2 separate regions of the Homo sapiens genome follow, and region 2 is linked to region 1. A link is a loop called in an ENCODE intact Hi-C map of the cell type or tissue named here. Cell type or tissue: natural killer cell. All regions are shown on one strand. Each heading gives the region's core, and the rest is flanking DNA. Links, peaks and the distances in the headings are about the cores only.

What was found. A loop is a pair of places that touch in the nucleus more often than their neighbours do. Peaks named below come from ENCODE experiments on the same cell type or tissue, not always from the same donor. Only the 100,000 strongest peaks of a DNase experiment are listed, where the experiment ranks them.
Region 2: a loop joins it to region 1, with 4 times the contacts of the local background. A loop is called at or near these places in 2 of 110 quality-filtered maps.

Annotation. Positions count from the first base shown.
Region 1 is chr18:74,960,868-74,972,847 of GRCh38, forward strand. The region is part of intron 8 of ZNF407 (zinc finger protein 407); the gene reads left to right. Among named protein-coding and RNA genes, the nearest start is that of PTGR3, 240 kb to the right of the region's middle. In natural killer cell, for the core only: no CTCF peak of the experiment used is centred there; no DNase peak of the experiment used is centred there.
Region 2 is chr18:75,023,348-75,035,327 of GRCh38, forward strand. All of the region lies in intron 8 of ZNF407 (zinc finger protein 407), which reads left to right. Among named protein-coding and RNA genes, the nearest start is that of PTGR3, 180 kb to the right of the region's middle. In natural killer cell, for the core only: no CTCF peak of the experiment used is centred there; a DNase peak (open chromatin) is centred at 6,324.

The sequences.
Region 1 (11,980 bases), core at 2,439-10,438:
TCAGTGCTGGGTGGAGGGATAGGAGAAGGTCCTGAGTGTGGACTGGGTGAAGGGATAGGAGAAGGTCCTGAGTGAGGACTGGGTGGAGGGATAGGAGAAAGTCCTGAGTGAGGACTGGGTGGAGGGATAGGAGAAGGTCCTGAGTGAGGACTGGGTGGAGGGATAGGAGAAGGTCCTGAGTGAGGACTGGGTGGAGGGATAGGAGAAGGTCCTGAGCGAGGACTGGGTGGAGGGATAGGAGAAGGTGCTGCTTTCCCATTTTACATCTTCTCTAGTTTATAGCCTCTTTTTGTAGATGGGAGTCTTTTAAATGCTTTCCATTCATTAACTTTTTAACTTTACATTTGTTATACTCCTTTAATTCTCACAGTAAGTCTTTGTTAAAGATACTGCCTCTATCTCCATATCACATATGAAGAAACAAAGTCATTGAGATTTGAGATCAGTTGTCCAAGATCACGGTGACCTAGCAGATCATGGTGACCTAGCAGATCATGTAGGGCCCCAGCCATCTAACTGTTGTGCTGTAAGACAGAAGTGGTATATGCCACAACACAAGTTTATAAAGCAGCCAGACGCAGTGGCTCACACCTGTAATTTCAGCACTTTGGGAGGCCAAGGCCGGGGGATCACTTGAGCCCAGGAGTTTGAGACCAGCCTGGGCAACATGATGAAACCCCATCTCTACAAAAAATACAAAAAATTAGCTGGGTGTGGTGACGCGTGCCAATAGTCCCAGCTACTCGGGAGGCTGAGGTGGAAGGATCATTTGAGCCCAGGAGACGGAAGCTGCAGTGAGCCAAAATCAAGCCATTGCATTCCAGCCTGGCGACAGAGACTGTCTCAATTAAAAAAAAAAAAAAAAGTTTGCAAAGTGCCCAGATAATTGCAGTAGAATGAGGTTTCTGTGGTTTTTAGCTGGGTTGAGAAATGTGTTCACCAATCTTGAACATGTGAATTACCCACCCACCCACTCCCTACATTCTCTTCCCAAGTCTGTAGTGCTTCGGATCAGACCCTAACTTGCACTATGAATCTCTCCTTCTGTGACGTTTTGGGAACAGCAGCAGTTGACTTTGGCCATGTGAAGGGTAACACAGAAAAATACGTTCATTAGGTTATGTATTTAATCAAAACTAGTTTTCATGGAAGTTTAGAAGGCCATTTCCTTTAGCCATTTCCTTTGTTTTCATTATTCATTTAATAAAGACTTTAGTAATGATGCTTGTTTTTTATTTTCTTTATTCCTTGCTTTTGACATGGTGTCAGTGGTGTGTTTGCTCATCACTATCTGTATCCTATACATCAGGGACATTTTCATGTCATTGAAATGGAAGCAACACAGAAACTTTCTTTTGAGTGTTTCCTAATGTATGAAAAATTCCCTTTGGTGGTTTTACTGTATTTACTCAGGGACACAATGATTTCCTCAAATACCCCAAACTGTAAGTATCTTCACAACAGCCCAAAACATTCAGCATGATATAATGTCATTTGGCATACTCTCTCATCTTAAACATCTGTCAGATGCATACTGACATGGCGTGGGCCCCTGTTTCTCCAGCACAGAGGACCCAGGGGCTAGAGCAGGATCTGGCCCACAATAGACATTTCCTAGGTGTCTCTGTGGGAATGGATGGGCCTAGGCCCTTTGTGAACTGACCCCCGCCACTCTTGGGCTCATTCCTCTTCATTCCTTCCCACATCCTGCGCCTCAGCCCTCTTGAACTACGGGTATACGCCAAATATGCCATGCCCAGTCCTCCATGTCTCGTCTCCTAAGGCCTTGGCCTTTGCACACATACAGCACCCTCTTCCCTCTCCTGGTGCTGGGAAGCTGAGCCGCTCTGATTCCAAGAGTCAATTCTGAAACCCTTCTGAGTGGACACAGTGCCCTACCTACCTCCCTTCAGCACTTACGTGCTCTGTTGAAATCACCTGGTTGGCTGTCCAGCTCTCCTACTGTAAACTCTTTGAAGGCCTGAGACTCGGCTGAGGGTTTTGATGAAAGAATTAACAAATGAATGAATGAATGCTGGCAGTGTCTATGTTCCTGGCTGGAAATCTTATTCACCTGAACAATAGATGCCTATCATTCTTGTATACAAAGAGATTATCCTGCTCTGACAGTTAATGCATGGTCTTCATCCCACATCAGCCCCTTCTTCCAGCAGCCACATAGAATCATTGGAGCTCCACAGTTCTCCCCGGTTTCTTTGTAAAATCCAATCGCACTTTCTTTAGCTCTAATTTTTCTCTCATTTCCATTGACTAACCTTCATTCCTTTTTTTTTTTTTTTTTGTCCTGAATGGAACATTCCCAAGTACTGCAACAAACCATTGGGTTATGCATTGCCTTTAAATATCCAGTTCACTCCATATCTGACTTTTCACATTATTTGTAATATGAGTAACAGTGAAAGCCAGTGAAGTATGGTCCTGTGTAATAATTCATTAATAACTTTGGAAGTGATTACTTATTTAATTGTCTCCTTACAACTGTACCCATTTGGTAGAGCTCACTGGACCTGCAGGTTATCGGGTGGTAATATTTTCAGAGCATCATGTTAGTAATCCTTACGCCCTTGTTACCTTTCTTGGTCAAACCCTGATACATTGTTAAGAACTACTCGATTTTTTTTTAATCCATGTTTTACATGTTACAAAACAATTTATAAAGAACTCTCAGTTTTCTGCATTGTAGTGGACCCAAATTTTATAGCAAAATCTCCTCATTTATGCAGCAATCTTAGAATTTGTTAAGAAGAGGAAATGTTCATTGAAAGCAAATTATTCCACATTTTATTGTTTTTACATTCAGCTTTTTAAACAACACTATTATAAAACAATATCTATGTTACTTTTTAAAATTTCAGATGGCTTATACTTTAATGGCTTTAGAATAATTCCATTTTGTTATACTTTGCAGATTTTTAACTAGAGAATTTAATATATGAAAAAAGTGTTGCAACAATTATCCCATCTTTTCGTGGAAAATTCTATGCCTGTAAACATATTAGCAAAGTGTCTATTTCTTAGTTGAGTTTGAATTGCTCTTCAGAAAGAGAAGCAGCTGCTATTAACAGGCCTCATTACAGCTGCCTCTTGACCTTGAGTGAATAGAAATATTTGTGGCGCCCTCTTGGGGAACAGTAATGTCTTTTCCAGCCATGGTCAAACTTGTCAGTGCCTGAAACCTCTATTGACCGCGCCTATCACGTGAAGCCTACTTGGACAGGCGTTAAGTGTAAGACTAGGAGGCAGAGCAGTTATATAACAGACTTTCATATGTAGCTCCCACTGTCGTGTACATGGATCCCTGGACCCCAAATGGATGGGATGTGGTATTCTAGTGTCTGGCCATGTACTAAGCACTGAAGTCACAGTCCTTGTGAGGGATCATGTTATAGGGGTAGGTAGCAATGCACACTGTACCCATATGCACATGCATCTCTTGCCACCTGATCTTTGAGTTTATCTTACAAACATCAGCTTTATGCCCTCTCAGGATTTGGGGTGGTTGGCAATAAAATCACTAAGCAAATGAATGAAGAAAAATCTGATGATAGTTTCAAAAGCACTTTTTTTGTTTGTAACCTTGGAATTTCTTGTATGTATAATACAATCAAAATTTATCCATCTTGCTTTGTCAAGTAAGAAAGTACTACAAATGAATCATCTGAAATGCTTGATTCAACAACCTATCATCCGGGTTTTTTTTTTTTTTTTTTTTGGGTCTTCTGAACCAATATTATAACCAAACTTTTAAATTGTTGTCTTTTTTCTTTTTCATTTCCTGGTTTTAAATATTTCATTGTTGACTTTTATTACATACATTTAATTTCATTTGCATTCTACAAACAAATGCTGAATGTTAATATTTTCTTGCTTTTTGATCCATAGGATTCATTTTTGTAACCAAGATTTCTCAAAGTGTTGCACAGAACAGACAGTTGATATCAGAAGCACCTGGGGTGGGTGTCTGCTCCCTACCCTCCCTTTAGATGTCTGCTAAAATTCAGAGCCTATGTGAAAAACTAGAATGGCTTCTTGTATGGCACAGAGATCTGCATTTTCGTGTGTATCTATATGATTGCCTTAGCAGTAGAAAGAACCTCTTCATTTTGGGTCTTAGATATAGTGTACGTGTAGTCCCATTTTTTATTTTAATTTTTGTGAGTACATAGTAGGTGTATGTATTTATGGCATACCTGAGATGTTTAGATACAGGCATGCAATCATGGAGAGTGAAGCATGCATCCCCTCAAGCATTTATCCTTTGTGTTACTAACAATCCAATTATACTCTTATTTTAAAATGTACAATTAAATTATTATGTACTATAGTTACCCTGTTGCACTACCAAATGGTAGGTCTTATTTATTCTTTCCAATTTTTTTATACACATTAACTATCTCTTTCTCTCCCCACCCTGCCATTACCCTTCTCAGCCCCAGGTAACCATCATTCTGTCAACTGTCTCCATGAGTTCAATTGTTTTAATTTTTAGATCCCACAAATAAATGAGAACATGTGATGTTCTCATTTATTTCTGTGTCTGGCTTATTTCACTTAACATAATGACCTCCAGTTCTATCCATGTTATTGCAGATAACAGGATTTCATTCTGTTTTATGGCTGTATAGTACTCCATTGTATATATCTACTGCATTTTCTTTATTCATTTGTCATCTGTTGATGGACACTTAGGTTGCTTCCAAATCCTGGCTATTGTGAACAGTGTTGCAACAAACATGGGAGCACAGATATCTTTTTGATGTATGGATTACCTTTATTTTGTGTATATACCCAGCAGTGGGATTGCTGGATTATATAGTAGCTCTACTTTTAGTTTCTTGAGGAAGTTCCAAACTGTTCTCTGTAGTGGTTATACTTATGTTCCCAACAACACTGTTTAAGGGCTCCTTCTCTCCACATTTTCTTTGGCATTTTTGTTGCTTGCCTTTTGAATATAAGCCATTTTAACTGGAGTGAGATGATGCAATATCTCATTGTAGTTTTGATTTACATTTTGATTGATGATCGATGATGTTGAGCACCTTTCCATATGCCTGTTTGCCATTTATGTCTTCTTTTGAGAAATGTCTATTCAAATCTTTTGCCCATTTTAAAATCAGATTATTAGATTTTTTTCCTTAAGAGTTGTTTGAGCTTCTCATATATTCTGGTTATTAATCCCTTGTCAGATAGGCAGCTTGCAGATATTTTCTCCCATTCTGTGCATTATTGCTTCACTTTGTTGATTGTTTTCTTTATTGTGCAGAAGCTTTTTAACTTGATGTGATCACATTTGTCCATTTTTGCTTTGGCAGGCTGTGCTGGTGGGGTATTTCGCAAGAAATTTTTGCCCAGACCAGTGTCCTAGAGAGTTTCCCCAGTGTTTTCTTGTAGTACTTTCATAGTTTGAGGTCTTAGATTTAAGTCTTTAATCCATTTTTATTTGATTTTTGTATATGGTGAGAAATAGGGGTCTAGTTTCATTCTTCTGCATGTGGATATCTAGTTTTCCCAGCACCATTTATTGAAGAGGCTGTCTTTTCCACAGTGAATGTTCTTGGAACCTTTATTGAAAATGGGTTCACCGTAGGTATGTGGATTTGTTTCTGGGTTCTGTATTCTGTTCCCTGGGTCTGTGTGTCTGTTTTTATGCCAATACCATGCTGTTTTGGTTACTGTAGCTCTGTAGTGTAATTTGAAGTCAGGTAATGTGATTCCTCCAGTTTTGTTATTTTTGCTTAGGATAGTTTTGGCTATTCTGGGTCTTTTCTGATTTCATATAAATTTTAGGATTTTGTGTTTCTGTGGAGAATGTCATTGGCATTTTGATAGAGATTGCATAGAATCTGTAGATTGTTTTGGGTGATATGGACATTATAACAATATTGATTTTTCCAATCCATGAATGTGGAATATGTTTTCATTTTTTGATGTCCTCTTCAATTTCTTTCATCAGTGTCTTAAAGTATTCATTATAGAGATCTTTTACTTCTTTGGTTAATTCTTAGATATTTAATTTTATTTGTGGCTATTGTAAATGGGATTACTTTTTAAATTTATTTTTTATGTCCCAAATTTTTAAAGAAAGGTAGAGGCCAGACACAGTGGCTCACACCTGTAATCTGAACACTTTGGGAGACTGAGGCAGGAGCATCACTTGAGCCCAGGAGTTTGAGACCAGCCTGGGCAACATAGGGAAACCTCGTCTCTACAAAATATTTAAAAAAGTATCCAAGCATATGCTTGTGATCCCAGCTACTCCGGAGGCTGAAGTGGGAGGATCACCTGAGCCTGGGAGGTTGAGGCTGCAGTAATTGTGCTGCTGCACTCCATCCTGGGCGACAGAGACCCTAACACGAAAAAAGAAAGAAAGAAAGACGGATTTGTTTTAATCTCTTATAAAGTATAAATCTTTCATAAAAATGCCTTCCATTTTTAAAATTTGAGTAAATGACATTAAAAATTCTAAATACTATCATTTAAATTGTTGTCAGTGGCCATATTAGTGTCAATATTATTGCCTCCATTATTTAACTGATCTATTTTTGTTGCAGTTTTAGTACTTAAAAATTGCCTCTTGTTTCTGACAGTGAATTATTGTATGGAAACGTGGGTCTTTTTTCTTTCTGTCTTGCCTCTTCAATCATTACCATCCATTTTCTTATTTCTTTTCTGATTCCAGAGAACATATCCCAGGCTGGTCAGCAGCTGTTCCTCTTCCTCCTGCCTTCAGGCAGGTCTTGTCTATGTGCATGCTCATTAGCAAACTAACTCTCACCTAATTTAACTCAATCAGCAAGTCAAGGAACATAGAAACTGAACTGTTTTAGAAGTGAAAGTCATGTTCAAATAACGTTGTTCAATGTTTTGCTAAAGGAAATAAGACACAAGTTATGAAGTGATTTGCGTGCTGTTTCTTAAAATTGACAATGGGAGGGTTATAACTCAAATTTCTGGGACCTAAAATTATAATTTGGTATTCTTTCCACTATACTGCAGACCTTTGAGCTCCAACCTACACAGTCTCTTGACTTAAATTTTATTGTCTTTCCCAGGGCTCCACTGCTACATTTGTTCAATTGTCTATGTTTTTTTGTGTGCTTGTTTTCATTTTGGTTTGTTCTGCTTGATCCTGACTACACTTAAATTATCTAGGGGTGGGAAGAAGTGACTTGAGGAGCAAGTCCTGGACATCAGTGACCCAATTTGGCCTCAGTATGATATATTATGTGGTCATCATAAAGGCTGGGGTGCTCCTTTTGGAGTATGTCTCTTTGTATAGTTTCCGTAGTGATTGCTTTAGGTATTAGCATATACATGCGTGACCTATCCCAGTCTCATATTCACCACTTTGAGTGAGGTATGGAAATCTCACTTCCATTTAGGGACCTTAACTTCCCAGCTTTTAAATATTGTAGCCTTGAATATAGTTTTTGCTTCAATCTCAAATGTGATTTATAAATCTCAAATGTCCATGAGGAGGACAGTGGGCCCCCATACTTCTGCTTCTCTTGTTTCTTTTCCTACCCTGATGACCCAAGATTTATTCTTTTGTCATTTCTTGTGTTCGAATAACTCCCTTTAACTAGAATTTTGCAGTAGGTCTAAAGCTTTTCTGGTTTTCCTTTATGTGAGGATATTTTTATTTCCTCTTCACACCTGAAATATAGTTTTGCCAGACAGGACTCACAGTTAACGGTTCTTTTCTCTTAGCAGGTGCCTCTTTCGTCTGATCTTCATATTTTCAGATGAGAAATCTGCTTTTGTTTGAATTGATGTTCCCACATGAGTAATACCTTGTTTCTTTCTGGTTGATTTCAAGATTTTTTTCTTTGTCTTTAAATTTCAAAAGTTTAATTATGAAGTGTCTTTACCTGGATTGGAGTTTTCCTTCTTCAGGTTCTCAGCTTCTTGATTGGCAGGTATTTGTCGTTCACCAAAGTTGGGAGGTTTGCAGCCTTTAAATACTTTTTTTGGTGCAGCCCCTCCTCCTCCTTTCGAGCTCCAAGATGTGAGTGATGGGGCTTTTGTCATTGTCCCCATGTTCCCTCGGGCTCTGTGCATTTTGTTCCAGCCGGCTTTTTCTCTCTGCCCCTCTGTTGGGGAATTGTCTTCTTCCCTCAGGTTTGCTGATGGTATCCTCTGTCATCGCCACTCCATTGTGGAGCCCAGCCAATGATTTTTAAGATTTTTATTGCATTTTTTCAGTTCTGTAAATTCCATTTGCTTCATTTTTGTAATTTCTGTTCATTTGCTGAGATTGACAAGTTTTCCATTTGTTTCACGAGAGTTTATAATTTATGGTGAAAGCATTTTTATGATGCCTGCTTTAAAATTCTTGTCGGCTTTCTCCAGCATCTGATTCACCTTGGTGTTAGCATCAGATGACTGTCTTTCCTCATTCATGTTGAGATTTTCCTGGTTCTTGGTGTGACAGGTGATTTTCATTGTATCCAGGACATTTTGTCTATTATGTCATGAGACTGTAGGTCATATTTAGATTTTTTTATTTTAGTAGACGTTTCCCTTGTTTAGATTTAGCATGTGGACCATAGCCTAATGTTATGGGCCATGGTTCCAGTGGTGGTTTAATTTTTTATGCTTTTGTGATATTTCAGTTTGCTTGTTTGATCTGAGGCTGCTGGAGCTCCCAGTGAACTCTGCTGTGGCTGCCTGAGGGGGCAGAAAGGGGTTCCCTGGCCAGGTCACCAGGTGTCTGTTGGTGGGGAAGGATGTAGTGGAGTCCCTGGCCTGTGCACCTGGCCACCTTCGTGTCACCTGCAAGGGGAAGAGGGTCTTGGGCCCTCAAGACCAAGGAGCTTCCCAGGCTAGGCTGCTTGTGGTAACTGGGTCTCTTTTCCACACGGACCTTGGGGTAGGAGTATACTGCTTATTTTTCAACCAGGCACTTGTTATTGATGGTTTGGTTAAGTGTTGTTAACTTGTTTGCATGAGAAACCAGGTTTTCCTAGATGTCCTTCTCTTTGAACTGTTCCACTCCCTTCCTTCCCCACTGTATTAGTCCGTTTGCACGCTGTTGATAAAGGCATACCCGAGACTGGGAAGAAAAGGAAGTTTAATTTGACTTACAGTCTGGGGAGGTCTCAGAATCTTATAAAACTGGCGGGGGTGAAAGGCACTTCTTTCATGGCGGCAGCAAGATAAAACAAGGAAGAAGCAAAAGTGGAAACCCCTGATAAACCCATCAGATTTCATGAGACTTAATCACGATCATGAGAATTAGCACAGGAAAGACTGGCCCCCATGATTCAATCACCCCCGCCCCCCTCCAGTCCCTCCCACAACACGTGGGAATTCTGGGAGATACAGTTCAAGTTAAGATTTGGATGGGGACACAGCCAAACCATATCATTCCTCCCCTGGGCCCTCCAAATCTCATGTCCTCACATTTCAAAACCAATCATGCCTTCCCAATGGTCCCGAAAGTCTTATTTCAGCATTAACCCAAAAGGCCACAGTCCAAAGTCTCATCTGAGACAAGGCAAGTCCCTTCCGCCTATGAGCCTGTAAAATCAAAAGCAAGCTAATTACTTCCTAGATACAATGGGGGTACAGGAATTGGGTAAATACAGCCATTCCAAATGGGAGAAATTGGCCAAAACAAAGGGGTTACAGGGCCCATTCCAATTCAAAATCCAGTAGCCAAGTTTTAAAGGTCCAAAATGATCTCCTTTGACTCCATGTCTCACATCCAGGTCATGCTGATGCAAGAGGTGGGTTCCCATGGTCTTGGGCAGCTCTGCCCCTGCCACTTTGCAGGGTATAGCCCCCCTCCTGGCTGCTTTCCTGGGCTGGTGTTGAGTGTCTGTGGCATTTCCAGGTGCACGGTTCAAGCTGTCAGTGGATCTGCCATTCTGGGGTCTGGAGGATGGTGGTCCTCTTCTCACAGCTCCGCTAGGTGGTGCCCCAGTGGGGACTCCATGTGGGGGCTCTGACCCCACATTTTCTTTGCACGCTGCCCTAGCAGAGGCTCTCCATGAGGGCCCTGCCCCTGCAGCAAACTTTTGCCTGGACATGCAGGCATTTCCATACATCTTCTGAAATCTAGGCAGAGGTTCCCAAACCTCAGTTCTTGACTTCTGTGCACTCGCAGGCTCAACACCACGTGGAAGCTGCCAAGGCTTGGGGTTTTCACCCTCTGAAGCCACAGCCTGAGCTGTACATTGGCCCCTTTCAGCCATGGCTGGAGTGGCTGGGACACAGGGCACCAAGTCCCTAGGCTGCACACAGCACAGGGACCCTGGCCCCAGCCCACAGAACCATTTTTTGCCTCTGGACCTCCAGGCCTGTGATGGGAAGGGCTGCCATGAGGATCTCTGACATGGCCTGGAGACATTTTCCCCATAGGTTTGGGGATTAACATTAGACTGTTTGCTACTTACGCAAATTTCTGCAGCCAGCTTGAATTTCTCCCAGAAAGTGGGTTTTTCTTTTCTATCATGTAGTCAGGCTGCAAGTTTTCCAAACTTTTGTGCTCTGCTTCCCTTATAAAACTGAATACCTTTAACAGTACTCAAGTCATCTCTTGAATGCTTTGCTGCTTAGAAATTTCTTCTGCCAGATACCCTAAATCATTTCTCTCAAGTTCAAAGTTCCACAAATCTCTAGGGCAGGGGCAAAATGCCAGGAGTCTCTGCTAAAACGTAACAAGAGTCACCTTTACTCCAGTTCTCAACAAGTTCCTCATCTCCATCTGAGACCAGCTCAGCTTGGACCTTATTTTCCTTATCGCTGTCAGCATTTTGGGCAAAGCCATTCAACAAGTCTCTAGGAAGTTCCAAACTTTCCCACGTTTTCCCGTCTTTTTCTGAGCTCTTCAAACTGTTCCAACTCTCTGCCTCTTACCCAGTTCCAAAGTTGCTTCCACATTTTCAGTATCTTTTCAGCAACACCCCACTCTACTGGTACCAATTTACTGTATTAGTTCATTTTCATGCTGCTGATAAAGACATACCTGAAACTGGGAAGAAAAAGAGGTTTAATCGGACTTGCAGTTCCACATGGCTGTGGAGGTCTCATAGTCATGGTAGAGGGTGGAAGGCACTTCTTATTACATGGTGGCAGCAAGAGAAAATGAGGAAGAAGCAAAAGTGGAAACTCCTGATAAACCCATCAGATCTTGTGAGACTTAATCACTGTCATGAGAATAGCACGGGAAAAACTGGCCCCCATGATTCAATTACCTCCCTCTGGGTCCCTCCCACAACATGTGGGAATTCTGGGAGATACAATTCAAGTTGAGATTTGGATGGGAACACAGACAAACCATATCACCTCCCTTTTCACTGTTGTGATTTCCAGCATCCCGAGGCCCACTCCCCTTCTCCTCCACCTCCTTCTCACTCCGATTTTACTTTACTAATTTTACTGTCTGAGCCAGTGGATCTACAACCGCCCTTCCCAGCTTCCCACCAACAGGAGATGTGTGAGGACAATTAGCTCAGTACTAGGAGAAAGTAGAGAGGTGTTCCCCACTCCCTTTCCCCTCTCACCTTAAATCTGCTCTTCCTCCTCTCCCTCAGCTTCCTGTCTCCTTTTAGGCTATCACTGCCCAAGTGTTGAAGCTGGAGGTTTTAGCTCCATCCCTCAGCCCTTTCTTTCACTCCCTGCTTTATCTGATCACGTCTAGTCTGCTCAGAGCTGCTCAAATCTGGACTGTTGCCACTGCCTGAGCTCACACCTTGATTTCCTTTGGCTTCATGTATTTTAAAGCTCTGTTGCTTGGTGAGTCCACATTTAAAATTAATGTATTATTTCAGTGAACTGACCCTTTATTTTTATGTAATGTCATTTCTGTCCCTATTGATTATATTTGCATTTGAGTAAACTTTATTTGAGAATAATATAGCCAATCCTGCTTTAAAAAAAATGTATGTTAGTATGGTATATCTCATTTTATCCTTTTACTTTCAAGCTACAAATATCATTATATTCTAAATGA
Region 2 (11,980 bases), core at 2,000-9,999, 62 kb after region 1:
TATTCATATGCTACCATTAATTGTAATTAACAGACATAATTATTATAAACTGGTATTAGTGATATATCCTAATTATAATTAATAGTATGTATATTACATGTAATATAACTAATAATGTATCATATAAGTTAATTAGTAATTAATGGTAGCAAATTTTAATAACTACCTGTCTAAGTAAATCAGAGACTGAATCAGCCAAATTCTTGGGGGCTAACTAATCAAAGCTACCCTCTGATTTAACTGCCGACAGCTGACCACTTCATCGTGACCACCCACTCCTTCATCCCACAGTGGCAGGAAGTCAGCTTTCTCTAATTATAGTCGGCTTTCTCTAATTATAGTTGTGAATCGTCAGCTACTCTAGCTATCTGAGCACCTACATGAATGCAAGTATTGGTGGTATAGAGTAATTTAGTCATTCCCCACATTCAATAGAACCTACTTTAAAGTGGGAAACTCTTCTTTAGATTACTATATTTAGCTTATTTCATGTACTACTGTTGTAGTTGCACTTTGAAATAGTTCAGTTATTTACCATTGTAATTTTACTAGTTTGTGGTGCGTTGGTTTTGATCAATCTGCAACAAATATTGAGCTCCCTCTTCAGAACGCACTGTGCTAAGTTATGGGGCAAGTTTCGATCTAGAGGCCTGGGTTTGAGGAAGAAAACAAGAAGGAAAAAGGAGAGCATGTGGGAGTCTCAAGCTTATCCTCAAAATGTATGTGAGTTCATGATTAAGTTTGAAACTAAGATTTTGTTTGTAGACTTTCAAGAGAAAAGCCAAAGAAGTTAGGCTATTTGGAGGATTTCAATTATGTTTTCAAGAACTCCTATTTGGGTTTCTGAAAAAGAGCCTAAAACTGGTGTGCTGGTTTCAGGGGTGTATTTGAAATTCTGTTCATTTGTTAAGAGGGAGAATTCTGTTAGGACTGATTAACTTACTCGCAGATACTGTTCCTTTATCATCTATGTCTGTTGATTAATTCATTATGTAATCCTATCCTTTAATCACACCACACAGAAAATTTACCTAAAGAATACAGGAAAAAAATGTACTGAATTTCTCTCTCTGTTAAGACAGGGAAATAATGTGGTGTGAAATTCCAAGATAGGCTTTGCAAGTGAGACAACACTTTTTGTGACCTATTAACCGTGTTCATTTTCAAATGTGCTATCCTATTCCTATTTTCCTTTCTATTAAACATTTCAACTAGTAATTCTGAAAATTTAGTTTAAAGGGTGATGAATTTAAAGCTCTGTGTAATGGTGTATATTTTTAAAGGAATTATCTTGAATAATTTCATCTCATAGGCATGCACTGTGGCAGATGTTTGCAAATCTTGGTTTAAAACTGATTGAAGTATTTTAAGAAAACTGAAATAATGTCAGCGGTAAAATTTATTTTACCAAGTGCAGATGTAAGACATCAAGTTCTCAGACTGATGGCAGAATTAACAAAAAACACCATCTGGTTCAATAATTATCTGAAAATACCCATATTCTTGGATTTCTTTAATACCACTTAGTTCCCAGCTTTATTTTATCTGAGTTTGCACACCAACCAGACTAGGTTGTACAAAACGAAGACTATTTCCATCTGATCATTTAAAAAAATGTGTGTTTGCATGAATAATGAATCTTTGAATTGTTACTAAACAAGCAAATTATTTGCGTATGTGTCACATCGGTTATCAAGTTTGCACATGTGACAGCTTCAACAGCCGTCGCGCAAAATGCATAGAGCTTGTAACCATATGTTTTTGCTTGACAAAAAGCTAAAACTCAAGATCAATTTTCAATATGGAATGCACAAATTAACACTTTAAAATGCACCACAATATGTACAGCTTGGCAAAATTTGCAGAAATAGCACGTTTCTAGATATTAACTGATATCTTTGGATTCGACCTTAAGGTATTCAATCATTTTGATTAAAAGACTGATTTCTCATAAAACCACAGTCTGTTGGAGGCGCAAAGCCAATGACATTTGAGCATTCATATATTTTCATAAACTTTGAACAATGTCAGTGAGACACCTCTTCAATCTTGGCCACACAACAGCAGGGTATTCAATCTTTCTTTAGCTTAAGACAGAAAATTTGAATATCAGCATAGGGTTATAAATGTGGCAGCTCACGTGGTGTGCTCCATGTTGATTTTGGAGGAGCAGGTCTGTGCAATGTGTACAACATTTCACTTCACACTCTTCACCACTAGTTTCCTTTCCCTTCCCACCTTTTCCCCACCACCTCTCCCCAAAAGGCATTATATGAAAGCATTTTGTTTGTGTGTTATAAAAGCAGTTTCTTTGAAGAGTTTGTTTGGTATGGGGGAACAAAGAGCTGCTTTTAAAATTGGCTTCTCCTAATGCTACTTGTGGCACTTACTCAGAATAGTATGATGATACAGATGCCTTGATGTTTCTTCAGCTTTTTCACCCTTTGAACGTAGTAATTAGTCATTATGCTGCCAAGTGTGCGTGTTCCCCTTTGGCCTCCTAAATGAGATCTTAGCAAAACCTGGATGTTCTTCAAATACTTCTTTTTTTAGTTGTATTCAGTGAAGAGTGATTATCCTATATGGTTGGTGAGATCTGTAAGGTTTTCAGTTTGTTATAAATAACACGGCGTTAATTGAATCAACATCCACTACGTAGAAGGTGTCTCTCACTTTAGAGTGTTGTCTTGCAGGCAGCTTGGGCAAAAACCAGATGGGCTGTGAGGGGAAGATGAGCACTTCTGTCTTGCCTGAACAGAAAATGCGACAATATTCTGTTAAGTCAAGAGACGACGACAAAGGAACTTTTTAATATATTGTAATATACGACAGATGCCCAAAAATGTTTACCTAAAATCTCTTTAATCTTGCTAATCTCCACATTGAGTGTGTCCTAATATTAGAATGAAAAGCATTACTAGTACTCATAGACAAAGATAATAAACTATTGAAAACTTAGCATCAACTGGCATAATCCCACAGAATTCCTTTATAACAAAATCTTCTGAGTCATGGATAATAATCCAGATTTTTGAATTTCTTATTATTTGCACACATCTTATCCCCTGAAGAATGTCAAGTGAAAATTTTGCATTGGTAGGGTAGAATCCATTAGTAATACCATATCAGAAGACATAGCTGTTAATTGCATCCATAATTTCAATAAAATTTGTTATATGAAACACAAGAATAAACAATTCTGTAAATTTGGAACTCTTTCAAACTAGTACAGCTTGATTCAGTAACCCATTGATCCAAGATATTTTCAGTGACCAGCAACTCTTACAAACCATTTGGAAACGCAGTTCAAGAGGTAGTAATGTTGATTCTGCTACTGTTGTTTCCAAATAACTGCCGTGTTTATTAATGGTATGTGATTGGCCACATGCACACCTCACTAAATACTTTGAGCATAGATTATACCGGATGATGAAAGGATTTCCTTGCCTAAGTCGATGACTGCTTCTTCAGAACCTCGTGCCCTCAGCCCTGATCAAGTTGAGCTACAGTGGTTCATCCATTAACTCAACAGACATTTGTGGAGCATCAGCTGGGTGTCAGTCCCTGTGTGAAGTACAGGACTACATCAGTAAACACTGTCATCCTGCCCTCACAGAGCTTGCATTCTACATATGAATAGGTGTAAAATAACTGCAAGTTACGACAAGGCCATGAGTCAAAGAAAGCAGTATGTGGCCTGCGATGGAGAGTCACAGACACTCGTGCAGGAACTGGGGATTGTATTGTACCTTCATTCTGGAAGTGCTGTCTGAGGAAGACAGGGAACAAGCTGTTCACGGAGATGAGAGCTTGAAAGCATTTCAGACAAAAGACTGAGCACGGAGACCTTTGCAGAGTGAGCTGTGCGGCACATTCAAGGCAACAAGTGAGCCAACCAGTGTGGCCAAAAGGAGGCAAGGAAGAGGGTGGTGCATAGGCAATGGGAAGAGCTGTGGGTTTTCATCCCTGGGATTCCAAGAACAAATTTTAATTTTAAGAATTTACCCTTTTCTCCTTTATGGAGGATGGTTTGGGAGGACGGAAGGTAGAATTAGGAGACTAGTTAGGAGATATTGGCTGCGATCAGGAAGACAGAGATACAGGTGGTCTAGGCTAAGAGTGTAGCCATGGAGTTAGTGCAAATAGTAGGATGTAGGATACATTTTGGAGACAGAGGTGGTGGAACTTGTTAGTGGGTTGGATATGGAAGGTAGGGAGGGAGCATTGGTCAATGAGGAAGGACTACTAAGTTTCCATCTTGAGCTATGTGCAAGTGTTGTTGCCATCTGATCTCTAATTCTCTGATTTGGGGCAAACAGCAGATTTAGGAGGAGGTCATCTTAGGAGGGAGTGTGAGGAGAGACAAGAGAGGGTTCAGAGTTCAAGGTCAGACAGAGGCTGGTGGCAGCACAGGAGTACGAGAAGGAGTGGCCAGTGAGACAGAAGGAAATGAGAGGGAGCAGTATAAAAGAAGTGAAGGAAACAGTGGGCTTCCAGAAGAAAGAGATGGTCAGCTGTAGCTACTGCCCACGAGACATGGTCAGAATGAGCCTGTACTTTCCACACCTCCTTCCTGTAGAACCTGTGAGAGAACACGCTGCTGCACTGTGCCGTGGCAATGGTAATGTGAGCACAAGGCAGTGGTAGCAGAGACGTGATGAGCAGTTCTGTCTGTTCTGTCCTCTGCTGGGCCACTGCAGTCCTGGAAGATTCCAATTTTGAGTATTTACTCATTCAAAACTGTGTTTTCTTTATAAAACATGAACGCTCATTGAACTACATATTTCTAGGCCTCACTCTGGGAATTCTTAGGGCAGGGCCCTGTGTCAGTTTGCGAGGGCTGCCGTAACAAAGCACCATGGGCTGGGCGGCTTAAACAACAGACATTTATTTTCTCATCGTTTCGGAGGCTACCAGTTTGAGACCAAGGTGTTGGGCAGGACTGGCTTCTTCTGAGTCCTCTCTCCTTGGGTGGTGGATGACCGTCTTCCCTGTGTCTTCACGTGGCCTTCCCTCTTGTGTCCTATGTGTTGATCTCCACCTGTAAGGACCCTGGTCACATTCGATTAGGGCCCACTCAGAATGACCTCCATTTTACCTTAGTGACCTCTTTAAAGGCCCTGTCTTCAAAGACAGTTAAATTCTGAGGTACTGGGTGTTAGGACTTCAACACAGGAATTTGAGGGGACACATTTCAGCTCCTAACAGACTTAAAATATACGTTAAACAAATACCTCTAAGTGACTCTGATGCCACTGGGCCTCAGACCAACTTTTAGAAACACTGAACGTCAATGTGCGGGAATTCCGCTAGGTACTGAGATAGAAGGGCAGGGTGTGGGCCTGCCCTTGAGAGGCAAGTACTCCTACAGGAACAATGCGAGAACCCAAGAGATTACAAGCCTCTGTGCCTTCGAGGGTGTATGCTCCCGTGTCATATAGACATACGTTGTTAAAGCTGTCCCATCCTATCTTTTACATTTGTGTCTGTCTCCTGAAGTAGGCAGAAGGAGGGCTCTGCATCTGCGAACATGGATGATTTATACGTGATGCACCCATCTCTTACATTAGACTTCACTTTTAGATCAGACACTTTATTTTGTTAGAATAGCTGAAAATCTGTATCGGGATATTCTGCCCACAGAATATCCTTCTGCTGTATGTTCAGGTGCCTTTGTTGTAGTCACGAATAAAATTAGCACAGCTAACATCTCAGATATCAGAATAAAGACTGGCCCTTTTCTCAAAATGCACATAATATAGGGTTTCTTTTAGTTTGACCTGAAAATTCATTGCCAAAATTTTATGCTTTCCATGTTCTGCTTGTTTGTTCATACACAGACGTACAAATGCATGCAGGTGAATAAGGTAAAGTTCAGAAGATGCTTCCATAGAACTGTTGCCCTTCAAAAGATAGGAATTCTGAAACAATGTGTTATGTTATTACAGCTCAGTGCTATTTCTTGTGAGTGTTTTATATAGCCTGGTTAACCTCTTTCTACGTTAACCCAGAAGCAGTGGCATGTGCAGTTTTGTTCCAGAGAGCAGGAGTTACCAAGACTCCTCTCATACTCCTGGATCTCTTCTCTCTCCACTAAGGAAGTGCTAGTAGCTGGTAGCTGTTTGTCAGGGCAGGATGGGTGTTCGTTCTCACTGCACAGTTTCCATGCCACCCTGGGCATGGGATGCGGGAGCACGCTCACCACCTTCATTCAGGGCGGAGTGTGTGTGCGTGCGTGTGTGTGCGTATGTGTGCATGGGTGTGTGTGCCTGGGTGTGCGTGGGTGTGCGTGCGTGTGCATGCGCAGGGCATGCGCAGGGGCAGGAAGTGCTTCGTTTCTTCAGCTCGTGCAGGTGCTAGTTGTAGCATGTGACTTATCACTGGTTTCTGTGGTTTGCTGCATTTTTTGTGCAAACCATTGTCAACATGCGTGAGTACAGTGAACGGATGTCTTAGAATGTCATACAGCTGCAACTGTGGTGACAAGAAATAGCTTCAAACTCAAAGTCCATAAGAAAACAGAAAAATCAAGGATGAATTCTTGCAACAGAGGCTGCTTCGCTTCAGAAACGTTATGAAGAACGTGTGTGATGACCAATCATGAGCATTACATTAAAAATATGGGGAAGAGGTTTCCTGTAAATGTGTGCAAATGGCAACAAGAAAATATTGAAGAGCTTTTTCTAAGTATATATAGTCCAATTAAGAGTTATATAAAACAAGTTTTCCTGGGAGGAAAGTTCATTTCAAAGGTCACATGATCTTTGGGGCTGGGTGGTCATAGAGTATTAAAAGAAAAAACATGATCATACCAAGTTTATTCATCTGCCTGAATTGTGAATCTTCACATTGGAAATTTAAAAATTTTGTCCATGAACTTCACTGGATTTAATAGCTCCCAGCAACAATCAGAGCTATACATTAGATTTCACTTCTATCAGTTGAAAGGTATTATACATTATTATTATACATTATTATCTAAAGGATTGAGATTATATCTCCATAAATCACACTGTGGATTAAATTATGGCTTTCACAGATTCTGTCTGAAATATAATTGAGAATTATCTGCAGAATTTGGTTTGCTTTTAAAATGTGAATTGTTGGAGAAATGAATTGTTAGCCAGGGAATTATTATACATGCCACATTTCTCAAATTTCTGCAGGCTGATAAAGTATTGAAAAAGAAATGCTTTAGAAGTATATTCAGTGCAGCAAACTTACCTTTGACTGTGTGCTGTTGGCCAGGTGACATACTAGAGGCCACATAAGTGCAAGGAAGAGCAGTCTTTGCCCTCGGGCTCGGCTGGAAGTAGTGGCCACAGAAGGCATTTAGGAGTGGCAGGACCCATGCTGGGCGTGCTTCTGAGACCCACTCTCATTTTAACAGAGTAGGGAAGGCCTTCCGAGAAGACAGTGGGGTAGGAAGAGCCCTGACTAACGGGCCCCAGCCCCCACCCTGCTGCTGTCTAAGGGAGATTTTACCACCCTCTCCATTCTCTACCCCCGTGTCGTGTTCCCAAACGTGACAACTCACCCACTGGAGTGACTGCATGCCAGAAAAGCAGGGCTTTCTACACCGAGTCCCACTAAAGCACAATGACTTCCCAGTCATTAATAAATCCTGTTTATTCAAGGTCAGTTTATAACCCTCTTGGGCCATGGGTGTTTGCAGACCTGAAAGGTGGCATGCCCCCACACACATAGCAGCAGGTGTCATTCCCCCATACACATAGCAGCAGTTCACTCACCTGCAAGACCTCACACTCATGTAATAACAACACAGATTGCAGACCTCATAATCACCTGTAAAGGGCCAGGGGAGCTGATTAATAAGGGGAGTTCAGCTTCCTGTGCTATTCAGTAATATAATGGTCATCATATTTAAAACAGCTTCAGGTAACAGGAAAACAGTCATTAAAGTGATAATGCAATGAGGTAATAGAATCACTGGATTTCAATAATATCCATTTTCTATTCTTTTGTTTAACTGATTTTTTGCATGAACTAATCCTATACTGGTTCTGAATAGTTTTCCTTACCTTTTACCCGTGAAAGAGAAAATGGGTCTTTTTTTTATGTAAAGGACATTGATAGTCTTTAGAGTGTGAGGAAAATTGATCAAAATATTAATTAGACTTTTGTTTTGCTAGTTTGCGTTAGACAGATGGAGTTCTGATCTTTAACAGCACTGTGACTCATGAAACTGCTTGTGTACTAAATGCCATTATTAACACAACAGTAGTTTTCAGCAGTTGGTAATTATTGGCATAATTAAACATTTATCAAGAAACGAGTATTTATCATTCATTAAACTTTCATTAAAAATCCATCTTAGCACAGGCTAGATTAGCCAGTGATTTTCAAGTCGTAACTTCTTAACTTCTGGCAGGAATATGGAGCATTTTCATAATAACCAAAGTTGTACACAAGGTAATGTTCCAGGAATTGTGGGCAATTACAGGATTTCAGATTCATTTTGTATTAAGTGTTTTTTGAGACTTGGACCCAGAGTGAGAAAGGTACTTGGCAATACTCTTTAGGGTTTACAGCACTTGGCAATTTTTAGCAGCTGATCCAGGAAAACATGTTACCCTTGGCAAAGAAAAGTTACTGCTAAGCAAGCTCTAAGATATTTACATAATTTAAATTCCCCAAAACATGGAGTGTTTACATAGTTTAGGGCATGAAACTTTCTATCGTAAGTAGAAGCCAGAATAGAAGTAGAGACCAGCGGAATCACACTCTAAACGCCTGGACCCGAGAGCTCCCCCCACACTGAGGGGTTGGTTTTCTTCTGGTTCCCCTGCCACACTAAGGCTGTCCGTCAAACAAGCTTTTCCGTGTCACACGGAATGTGTCACCTGATGCACAATGAGACTGCGATCTGGGGGCTGTTCCGATGTGTTGACTTGCTTAGATAACACAGTTGCTTCCCAGAATTAAGGGATAAATAGTGTCGAACTTGACACTCAGGGAATTTCACCTGCTGGCTGCCCTCAGCTCCTTCATCCCAAGTTCCCTGCTTTTCCATGTTGACTGTGCACTGCCCTCAGCTGTCCACTTTGACTCTCCACAGACCATTTGATGTTGTTATGCTTTTGTTGTGTTCAAAAGTTGAAATCTCTTGACATATTAACCTTATAGCCCACCAACCTTCTCTCTTCTCTCGACTCTAAGGTAGGTGTACAGTGCCCCAGCCTCTGGTTTGGACTGGCTGCACGATCAGAGTTTTCCCCCTGCCCACTAACTGGAAAGCTTCATACGCATTTAGCATACTGGGTGTCCTCGCCAGGAGGAGACATGGGGGAAGATAGTATTAGGTAACTAAGACTGCTCAGAATGGGGGGAAGATAGTATTAGATAACTAAGAGTGCTCGGAATGGGGGGAAGATAGCATTAGATAACTAAGAGTGCTCAGAATAGGGGGAAGACAGTATTAGATAACTAAGACTGCTCAGAATTGGGGGAAGACAGTATTAGATAACTAAGAGTGCTCGGAATGGGGGGAAGATAGTATTAGATAACTGAGAGTGCTCAGAATGGGGGGAAGATAGTATTAGATAACTAAGAGTGCTCGGAATGGGGGAAGATAGTATTAGTTAACTAAGAGTGCTCGGAATGGGGGGAAGATAGTATTAGATAACTGAGAGTGCTCGGAATGGGGGGAAGATAGTATTAGATAACTAAGACTGCTCGGAATGGGGGGAAGATAGTATTAGATAACTAAGAGTGCTCGGAATGGGGGGAAGATAGCATTAGATAACTAAGAGTGCTCAGAATAGGGGGAAGACAGTATTAGATAACTAAGACTGCTCAGAATGGGGGGAAGACAGTATTAGATAACTTAGAGTGCTCGGAATGGGGGGAAGATAGTATTAGATAACTGAGAGTGCTCGGAATGGGGGGAAGATAGTATTAGGTAACTAAGCGTGCTCAGAATGGGGGGAAGATAGTATTAGATAACTAAGAATGCTCGGAAAGCCTCTCCACATATATGCTAGTGCTTCAAATCTTGTTCTATATTCAGCAACTTCGTTTTTGTTTTCTCCTGGGCGAAAAATTTACTGTATCGGTGCTTTTATGTCACAAGAATGAATTGAATTTGTACCCTTTAGTACAAACAACAATAGACAGAGTGGTAACCTAGTGGAAAACAAATAGACACTCCGTCCCTTGTGGGGATTCAGAGAGGTTCAGAAAGATGGAGGTGACGGTGGAGAGGTGGCAGATAAAAAGAGGCCAAAGCAGGGAAGAATCCTGCGGTCATTTATTACCATGCCATCTTCATAGTGTTTGCTGAACCAAGGTGCAGAGTAATGATTCAGACAAATGACGTTAATCATCATAGCTGGCCCTTTGGCAAAAATGGAATACCTAGCATTGCAGCGGGAGACCTAATCAGATTCTCCAAAACTTGCTTCAGAAGGAGAGAATTTCCTGTCTTCAGTTTTTCTGTCAATGGCTTCCCGTGGGATATATCATCTTTAAAAGAAACAGTGATAAGAAATTGTGCCCTCTTCCCTTCTCCTTTCCCTGACCCTCTGAAAAATAATCGCATTAAACTTTATGATTAATATTTATAGTGAAAATGTATTATTTTTATATTTTCTTCATATTTATCTAATGTGATAAGATGGCAAGAGCTATAATGACTAGTCAAGTCGTATTTTCCATAATCCTGATAATCAGAGTTTATCTTTACTTTCTTGGAAACTATTTTAAATGGCCTTGTGCATCATGAAACCAAGCTGTGTTATACACACATATCAGCGTTCTGTAATTCTACTCTACACACTGTGAAAGCATATGTAGATCTGATCAGAGGTTGACTGATGGTTAAGCATATTCTCAGTACATTTGGTAAGTATCTATTCAAAGAGTATATTTAATGTCTTTCTTGGTCTTTGATCTATACCAAAATAACTTCATTTCTCTTTTCTCTGTGTTGGGTTTTTTTTTTTTTTTTTTTTTGAGACGTAGTTTCGCTCTGTCGCCCAGGCTGGAGTGCAGTGGCGCGACCTCGACTCACTGCAAGCTCCGCCTCCCGGGTTCATGCCATTCTCCTGCCTCAGCCTCCCGTGTAGCTGGGACTACAGGTGCGCGCCACCATGCCCGGCTAATTTTTGTATTTTTAGTGGAGACGGGGTTTCACCATGTTAGCCAGGATGGTCTCGATCTCCTGACCTCGTGATCCGCCCGTCTCGGCCTCCCAAAGTGCTGGGATTACAGGCGTGAGCCACTGCGCCCGGCGGGTTTTTTTTTTTTAAATCAGGCTTCATTGGTAGGATGTAGTGATTATTGTTTGTGGGTACAAGGTCATTAACAAAACCAAAAAATGGTTTAGTTCTAAATATTTTCAGATTTATTAATTAGGTACATTTTGTCATCATTTTATCCCACATACTTTGGTGCTTAGATACTTGGCACATAATGCTATTGTGTAGAAGAGAAAACAATTTAGAGTTTCAGTCATACATCATCTCTGGGGGAAACTAAGTTGACATGTGGGAGGTTAATGTATACACTTTAGATTCCTCGCTTGGTTTGCTGTTTTCTTCTTCATAACTCTAGGTAAACAGTTTGTGCTGCCATTTAATGCACAAGTTAAGTGTAGTTGCAGGCTATTATACATCATTAAAGTAAGTACATAATATTCACTCATGAAAGAAAGATGGAAGCTTTTCACTTGTAGCTGCTTGGACATTTCATTTGTCATCTAATACGGCACTGAAAAAATTAGTTGTGGCAGCTCTCATGTAATTTATAGCTGAATGCCATGAAATTAAGCAGTGAGCACACCGTTTTGGCTGATGAGTGTGCATGTGTTTTGCATCTTCCCATTCCAATGACAGATTTGGCAGAAACACAGTGCTGGCCATTCAAAAGTTTGTCTCTGTTACCCTGCTTTCATTACCCTTTCACCAAACACAGGATTCGTCTTTGAACACAGAGCTTCTTTTAACAATTATGAGAAAGT